Linked DNA regions of Homo sapiens: region 2 is linked to region 1. A link is a loop called in an ENCODE intact Hi-C map of the cell type or tissue named here. Cell type or tissue: endothelial cell of umbilical vein. All regions are shown on one strand.

The links. Peaks named below come from ENCODE experiments on the same cell type or tissue, not always from the same donor. Only the 100,000 strongest peaks of a DNase experiment are listed, where the experiment ranks them.
Region 2: a loop joins it to region 1, with 2.3 times the contacts of the local background. A loop is called at or near these places in 4 of 110 quality-filtered maps.

The regions. Positions count from the first base shown.
Region 1 is chrX:15,402,419-15,406,418 of GRCh38, reverse strand. All of the region lies in intron 7 of PIR (pirin), which reads left to right. All of the region lies in intron 7 of PIR-FIGF (PIR-FIGF readthrough), which reads left to right. Among named protein-coding and RNA genes, the nearest start is that of VEGFD, 20 kb to the right of the region's middle. In endothelial cell of umbilical vein, no CTCF peak of the experiment used is centred here; a DNase peak (open chromatin) is centred at 1,568; H3K27ac peaks cover 663 bases.
Region 2 is chrX:15,465,352-15,469,351 of GRCh38, reverse strand. All of the region lies in intron 3 of PIR (pirin), which reads left to right. All of the region lies in intron 2 of PIR-FIGF (PIR-FIGF readthrough), which reads left to right. Among named protein-coding and RNA genes, the nearest start is that of PIR-FIGF, 24 kb to the left of the region's middle. In endothelial cell of umbilical vein, no CTCF peak of the experiment used is centred here; no DNase peak of the experiment used is centred here.

The DNA.
Region 1 (4,000 bases):
CCAAGCCACCTGAGTGTGCTTGATGACATACCCTTCGTTGTCTGTCTTCCCTTTTCTGTCTAACTCTCCTGACTCTGGACTGTTGTTTCCTGAGATCATCTCCCAGATAAATTCCTTGTACCAGAATATATGCATCTCCAGTTATACTTCTGAGACAGCTCAGAGAACCAGCCCCTCGTTTTCTCCTCCTCATCCCCACAGACGGTTATGGGTGGTGTGGATGGGGTGGGGCATCTCAGGGTACAGGCCAAGAATCCCCATTTCTGAGACCCTCTGCAGCTGGGTGCTCTCCACCCGCTCCTGCAGGGATGCCAGCACTGCACTTTCTGGGGCCCTAACATGGCCACCTCCTTGGGCAATACACTCCCAGCTCCAGGCAGCTGGCTGACAGATAACATCTGCTCAGGGATAGAAGGCCACACCCAGAGCTATTTAAACCATTCCTTTTATTCTCCAAAAAGGATGTTCAATTGCCTGAAATTATTCTTCTGGAAAATAATTGTAATGCAAACTCATGCATTTTGAATTTATTCCTAATAAAGTACAAATGGGCTTAGTTCCCTTTTCAGTGAATAGCATTTCAATTAGGGGTCAGGAGCAAAATTCATTTAGTTTAGCACTGGAGAAAGTGTGAAAAAAAGTCTTGTAGTAGTATCATAAGTTTATATGTACACAGCTTAAACTATATTAACCATCTGGAAGAGATGATATATCATTTGTTTTTATGATCTTCTGAAAATCCTGAGAAAAACATAGTGCTTTATAAAAATAGAAAAAAACATTTTTATGGAGGTAGTGCTCCCGACTTATGATTTCAAGAGCAACAAAATAATCTACACAAATGGAAATGAAGAAAGCACATGAATTTTAAGGTGGTAAGGATAACAGAAATGTTTGTGCAGAATGAGAAAAAGCAGGGAGAAGCAAACTTTCTGTAAAAGGACAGATCACAAATATTTTCATCTTTGCAAGGCATATAGTCTCAGTTGCAACTACTTAGCCCTGCCCGTGTCTCACAGAAGCGGCCACAGATGATACATAAACAAATTGGGTGGCTATTCCAATAAAACTTCATTTATGGTCACTGAAATGTGAATTTCATGTTTTTTCATGTGTCATGAAAGGCTTTTTTTAAGTTTGTTTCAACCATTTATAATAGTGAAAATTTTTCTTAGCCTGTGGGCTCTACCAAAGGTGACAGTTGATTTTGGTTTAAATGAATTGCAGGGAATGAAGGGGAAAGAAATTAACGAGTAATTGCCAAAACCTGTTTTAAGCAGTAGTTAGAGCCTTGTTTCCTGACAGACCTTTAGCCTGAGAAGTTAACAAGTGAAATGCTCTGCAGTTCTCGGGGTAAGAATGACCCACACATCCACTTGTTTTTCTTGAGATGAGGCAGGATTTTCCTGAGTCATTTCTATTTACTGACCTGGTCCCCCCTCGTGACCATGGGCCACAGTGCAAAACATCTGGCAAGGGATGGGTCTGTAGCCTTGGAGCAAAGTTGCATCTGTCTAGAATAAACTGGACTGTGAAGAGAATCCAGCTCACACAACTGGCCTCTTGGGACTGTGCTTTAACCAGTGAGTGGCTGGCTAAATGACCTCATTTGAATTTTATCTCCTTCCCTTCCTCCTACCAACACCCTAATGGGGGGGCGGTTAATGAGAAAAACAAAAGGGCAAGAACAAATCATCAGGGAAAAAGAAATGACGAAACAGAAATAGCTCTTGAATATGTACTGACTTATAAAATCAATAGAGAAAATCCAGAAAATGTTTTCTGACTTCACTGCCTCAATTTTGTCTTGCTTATAAAACTAGGTTGGCACCAACGAACCACAGATGGCAGGAAGTGATAAGCAAGGAATTGTCTTTTTCGAAATGTCAAACATGTTCAGTTGAAGTAGATGTAATGAATATATATATACTTGGTGTATCGGGCTGGAATAAATGGGCTGCAACTTGGGTTGAGGAAATAATCTGAGGAGACTGCATAAAATGGAAATTTAGGAGGGCTATTAAAATATTAACTGATTACAGGAAGTGCTTAAAAGACATTGATAAATTTAGTTTGACTACAAACAGGTGGAGTTTTGAACATTAGAAAATGCTCCACAGCCGGGCATGGTGGTTCACGCCTGTAATCCCAGCACTTTGGGAGGCTGAGGCAGGCAGATCACTTGAGGCTGGGAGTTTGAGACCAGCCTGGCCAACATGGTGAAACCCCTGTCTCCAGTAAAAATACAAAAATTAGCCGGGTGTGGTGATGCACGCCTGTAATTCCAGCTACACGGGAGGCCGAGGCAGGAGAATCACTTGAACCCGGAGAGCAGAGTTTCAGTGATCTGAGACTGTGCCACTGCATTCCAGCCTAGGCAACAGAGCGGGACTCTTGTCTAAAAAAAAGAAAAAAAAAAAAAAAAGAAAATGCTGGATGTTTAACTAGTTGTCAAAGTAAGTCAGTCATTTTAAAGGTAAAGGTAAGTATTGTGAGGCTATGTAATTGTCCTCTAATGACACCCTGAAGAAAAAGAGTTAACAGAGCTAAAATAAGACTAGTAGAATTCTCATTTTCTTATTCAAAGAAAGTATTCATTTGAGACTCATCTGAAAGTACTCACTTTATGCTTTTCAAGGATCTTCTTAATTTTTAATATATTTGCTTTTTCCAACAATGAAGAGCCTTCTAAACTGACTATTGAATAGTAATTTTAAAAAGTGTGCAATAGAGGGAGAGACCTTTGACAACAATCTTTTGCTAAGGCAAAAAGTTCTCTGACCAGCCCACAGCTGGAATCTGTGCATCATATGATAAAAAAAAAAAAGTCAAAAGAAAATAAAAAATACATTGTCAGAAAACCAGTAGATCCCACAGATACTAGTACCAAATCTCTTCCCTGCAGCTGTGCTGGAAATTACTTTACACATTAATGCAGAGATCAAAAGGATAGAAAAGTTTACATCCTGTATCCTTGTAGCTTGGTACAGTTTATCAGCTTGAATTCTAGTCCCCTAGAAGGCCTGATATCAAGTATACTGTTGGTGCTTAGAAAATATTTAGAAATCTAAAAACATTTGTTTGTGTTTAGTGAAATGAACTGGCTTACAAAGGCAGTAAAATGTTTTGAATTCATTTAAATAACTAATGATTCACGCTTAGTTTGTGCTAACGTTTTGAGCACAAACTTCTGTGCTCTGGTTTTGGGTGATATTAAGCAGTTTGAAACGGGCTCTGGATCTTGCAGTAAAGGCGGGGAAACACAAATGTGCACCAGCAGGCCTCATAATTGACCTCCATTTATCCAACTAACTGAATTGCCCAGTGCTCTTCATTCTATGGTGAATACTTTGAGGAAGGTGCTTGAACACCCAGGATGATCCGCTCCTCCCTGGTCTGCCTGCTCATAGCTGCTCCCATCAGCTGAGTTGTAGTGGACTTAAAGGCACCTATGTTTGTTCTCAGTCCATTTATGCTAGTTGCACCAATAATTGAAATTATGTAATTTAATTAAACAGTTGTAAATTAATTAAATAAATGTGAAAAGAGAGTTGGTATTTCCAGAACAACTAAGGCAGATGCTTTGTAAAAGTGAATTGCTAAAGGAAATGCCTTTGACACGGAAAGACAAACATCATATGTTCTCAGTTCTTTGTGGGATCTAAAGATCAAAACAATATGAACTCATGAACATAGAGAGTAGAAAGAAGGTTACCATGAGTTCATGAGGCTGGGAATGGTAGTTGGGGGCTGGGCAGGGGGAGGTGGGGATGGTTAATGGGTACAAAAAAATAGAAAGAATGAATAAGATCTACTATTTTACAACATGGTGACTATAGTGAATAATAACTTAATTGCAAATTTTAAAATAACTACAAGAGTGTAATTGGATTGTTTGTAACACAAAGTATAAATGCTTGAGGGGATGGATACTCCCCATGCTCCACGATGTGATTATTCTGCCTTGCATGCCTGAATCAAAACATCTCATATACCCCAT
Region 2 (4,000 bases), 63 kb before region 1:
GAACGAAAGAAAGAAAAAGAAAGGGGAGGGAGGAATGATTAGCAAAGTAGTGGGCCTTTTCCTAGAGATAAATTTATTTTATTTAAAAGACTGTTCTTTATTCAGATATTGCTATTCTTCCTTTTTTTGGTTGTTAGAATGGCCTTTCTTTTATGAAATGATGACCATAGTAGATAATTTTTACCTTTCACAATCTGAATTTAAAAGTTGGCACCCCCACCCACCATTGAGGAGTATTCTATAAAATACTTCACCAGTACTCTTCAAAATTATCAAGCTCATGAAAAACAAGGAAAGAGTGAGAAACTGTCACAGATGGAAGAAACCAAGGGGACATGATGACATGGATCCTGAACCAAAAATGGATATTCATAGAAAAACTGGTGAAAGCCACATAAGTGATATACTTTAGTTAATGGCAGTGTATCAACATTGGTTTCTTAGTCTTGGCAAATGTTCTGAGGTTATATAATATGTTAATGGCAGGAGAAGCTGGGTGGACTCTCCATACTATCTTTACAATTGTTATGTAAACTTAAAAATTATTCCAAAATTTAACTTTTATTTTTAAAAGACTAAGGAAGGCAAAAAATTGGCATCCCTCTCTCAGACCCCTTTATTTTAAAATGTTTTATTGCTTCTTGATGTCCAAAATCCTGGGGCCTGGGGCCCAATAACATCAAGTTCAATGATCACACTCACTCAAAGTTTGAGAAATTAAATCTACAGTGAATTGAATCAGGGAATCATAATAATAACGTACCCATAAAAAGGTGTCAGCTGCTTAATTAAATATTGTTATAATGAAATTTTAACAAAATATTAAAAGGAAAATCGACATGAGTCTCTGAAACCTCTTCCTCTGTAAGACCCCTGTGAGTCCCAAACCTGCCCAAGACCATATGTGCAAACAAGTGTTTTCAGGCACTTCATTCTTAGGCATCTGCCTTAACAACTTTTAACTGGAGACTGTACTAAGCAGAAGAACTTCCCTCTATGCCACAACATAGCTGATCCCTTAATGACTAGATGGCAGCCTGCCACAGTGACACACAGTCTTTAAGCAGAGACGCCATGCATGTGCTACAAGACATATTTAGTAATCAGTGGATCTGTTGGCGAGACATAGGTCTGGTTTGGTGAGGTTTGATTTTAGGAAAAGAATGAGCACACATAATTTGTGTCAGCAGAGGGCTCTCTTAAGCAACAATAGTTCCGACTACCCGTTTATGTGGAAATTTGGGTAGTCATAGAAGTTAGCAAACCATTCCCTTCAGGCCCCTTCAGTATAACATGGAAATTAAAACAATGGAAATGAACATCTTGAGCACAGTTTTGCCAGATGTAGGTGGTGCCAGTTAAGAAGTTGGGCTGCTGATTACATGGCGACCCAGGCATAGCTTGTCTGAAGAGATTCCCCAAAACATTTATTCCTGATCTGGGTTTGAAGGAGAAGGGGCATGCCTGGTCCTGGGGTTCTAGAAGCAGCTGGAAGTTTCTGAGGGAGTTTGTAATTCAGCTCTTTTGAGTAGTTAGGTTTGGGAATATGATTATCATAGAACCTTGATGTCCATGTCAGAAATTTTAATCAGAGTGAAAGAAAAAAATAGGTTTGGGAGACTTGAGAATGGGAACAACGTAAAAAAATAAGAGACAAATAAGTCAGTTGTTCTTTTCTTTGTAGTTAGATGGTAGGTAGAACTCTTTGATACCCACACCAAAGAAGGATTTCATGATCACCTCATCTCAGGATCCTGTAGCTTTGGGATCTTCCATAAACCTACTCCCTTCACTCAGAAATCATGAGGCCTATTTTCAGCTTTGTGTATATTAGCAGTAGGACCCTTTCTTTGCCTGAAATAGCCAGTTTGCCTGAAGCCATTGAAGTTGGCAAAGTCCCCTTGTTACCTGTGTGAAATCCCTGCAGTTCTGGCTCCTATTGCAATTGTCATGGGATTTCTCCTCTGAGACAAGCCCTGTGCTCCCAGCACATACGTTACTGGCAATATGCCGTCAGCATTTGTGAGGCAGCATGGGGGTGGGGGAGTGAAAGTAGTTTTATTCTCAGGGACAGATAATGTTGTTTTAGATCTTTGTTCTGCTATTGTTAACTGTAACCTTAATCTCACTAAGCCACGATGTTTTCATCAGTAATATATAGGTGATCACATATTTCCAGGATCAGATGCTTTGTAAATGCTGAAATGCTATGCAAATATAAGATGCTATTCATCCATCCATCCATCGATTGATTGATCAATTCATTCATTCATTGAACAAATCTTCAGTGCCAGCTGTATGCTAGGCACCATAGTAGCTAAGTTAAAAAAGTCCCTGCCTTCATGGGGCTTACATTCTCTTAATGAAGACAGACAATAAATGAATAACAAATAATTACATAATATAGTGTCCCATGGTGAAAAAGCTAGGAAGAAGAAACAAACCATGGTTGGAGGATACAGAATTGATTGATAAATTAGACCAGATGGGCTGGTTGGAGGTGGCCTTTCTTAGGCAGTAACATTTGAACAGAGGCCTGAGTGAAGCGAGGAGGTGAACTATGAGACTGTTGGAGGGGGTAGGGGGAACTATTCCAGGAAGCGTGAATGAAGATCCACGAATGGGATCTCTGCCCACGGAGCTGTGGTAGCTGTGCCAACTCTAGGACTTACCCATCACCTGTTATGGGCCAGGTGCTTTGCACACATTACTCACTTAGTCCTTACCACTCTCGGAGAGCTCACCTCCCAGGTCTATGCTGTACATGAGGAGACTGAGCCTCCAAGAAGTGAAGGGACTTCACCCTGCATACCAAACCTGGTAAATGGCAAACCTGAGGTTTGCACCAGAGCCCCAAAGCCGGTGTAGTTTTTGGAGGCAGGGCCACACCTGCAGGGGGCAGAGTGGCGGGAGTCTCTGAAGCACTGGTGCTTCTGCAGGGTGGTGGCAGGGAAATGTAAGGCAGGACCTGGTAGAGCTTTAAAATACTCGGATTTATCCATTGGCCGAATACCTGAACCGTGTTGGTTATCTTTTCCTTTTTGTTAAAACCACCTTTTGGAACTTGTGAAGGTGCGTATGTGGGGTTGGGATTGGGTGAGTCAATTTAGTCAATTGGGTGATTTTCCCGGTTTCTACTCAAGTCATGAAAACATTTTTGTAAAATAACTTGAGTCCTTAATTGTATGGATTCAGACATCCTTGAAGACCAGTTAGCAGCTTCTATTATGCAATATGTTCCTTGCTGGCATCTCTCATCAGCCATGACCTCAACTCGTGTTTTGTTTTGTTTTTCTCTTTTTCCTACCAAGCCACTAGTAGACAAAAAAAAAAAAAAAAAAAAAACAGCCACCATTTTAAAGCAAATGGAAATTAAAGGAAAACATAGTTTTCCCTGTAATATAAACATTTTGCTTTAAAGAACAGGTCTTGCATCTTATTCCCAAACACTGAATGAGGTACTCAGACTCTGCCTTCTAAATACCAGCCAGAAAGAAACAACAAACTATATTATCTCTTGCGTTGTAATTCTTCAGAATTAATTTATAGCTCCTTGAGGTACACCTTTCCTAAACTTCACATGGCAAGTGACACTTTTCTTTCATCACTATTGTGTGTTTTGTCTTTCTGCCCCCAAACACAAACACACAAGGAAATAAGAACTGACAAGGAAGCAAAAATATTTAGTAAAGACCCACGGAAAGAATTAGAAGGAGGAAAAGAGGAAGCAGGACCAAGAAGCACGTCAAGTGCTTTAAGAAAACACCTGTTTCAGATTACAAATTTCTTACTTAATTAGACACATGCAACTCTTGAGTTTAAACATAACACTCACAATTCGTCAGCCACCCACGGCAATTCTCCAGGTGTTTGTGATTATGTAATGCCCTAAAAAATCATCTGGATTGTGTCAACTCTCAGAAGTACTGCTTCAGTTTTTTAAAAAATCCTCTACAGACATTAATTTATATGTAAAGTCTCAGTCTAGCATTTACACTAC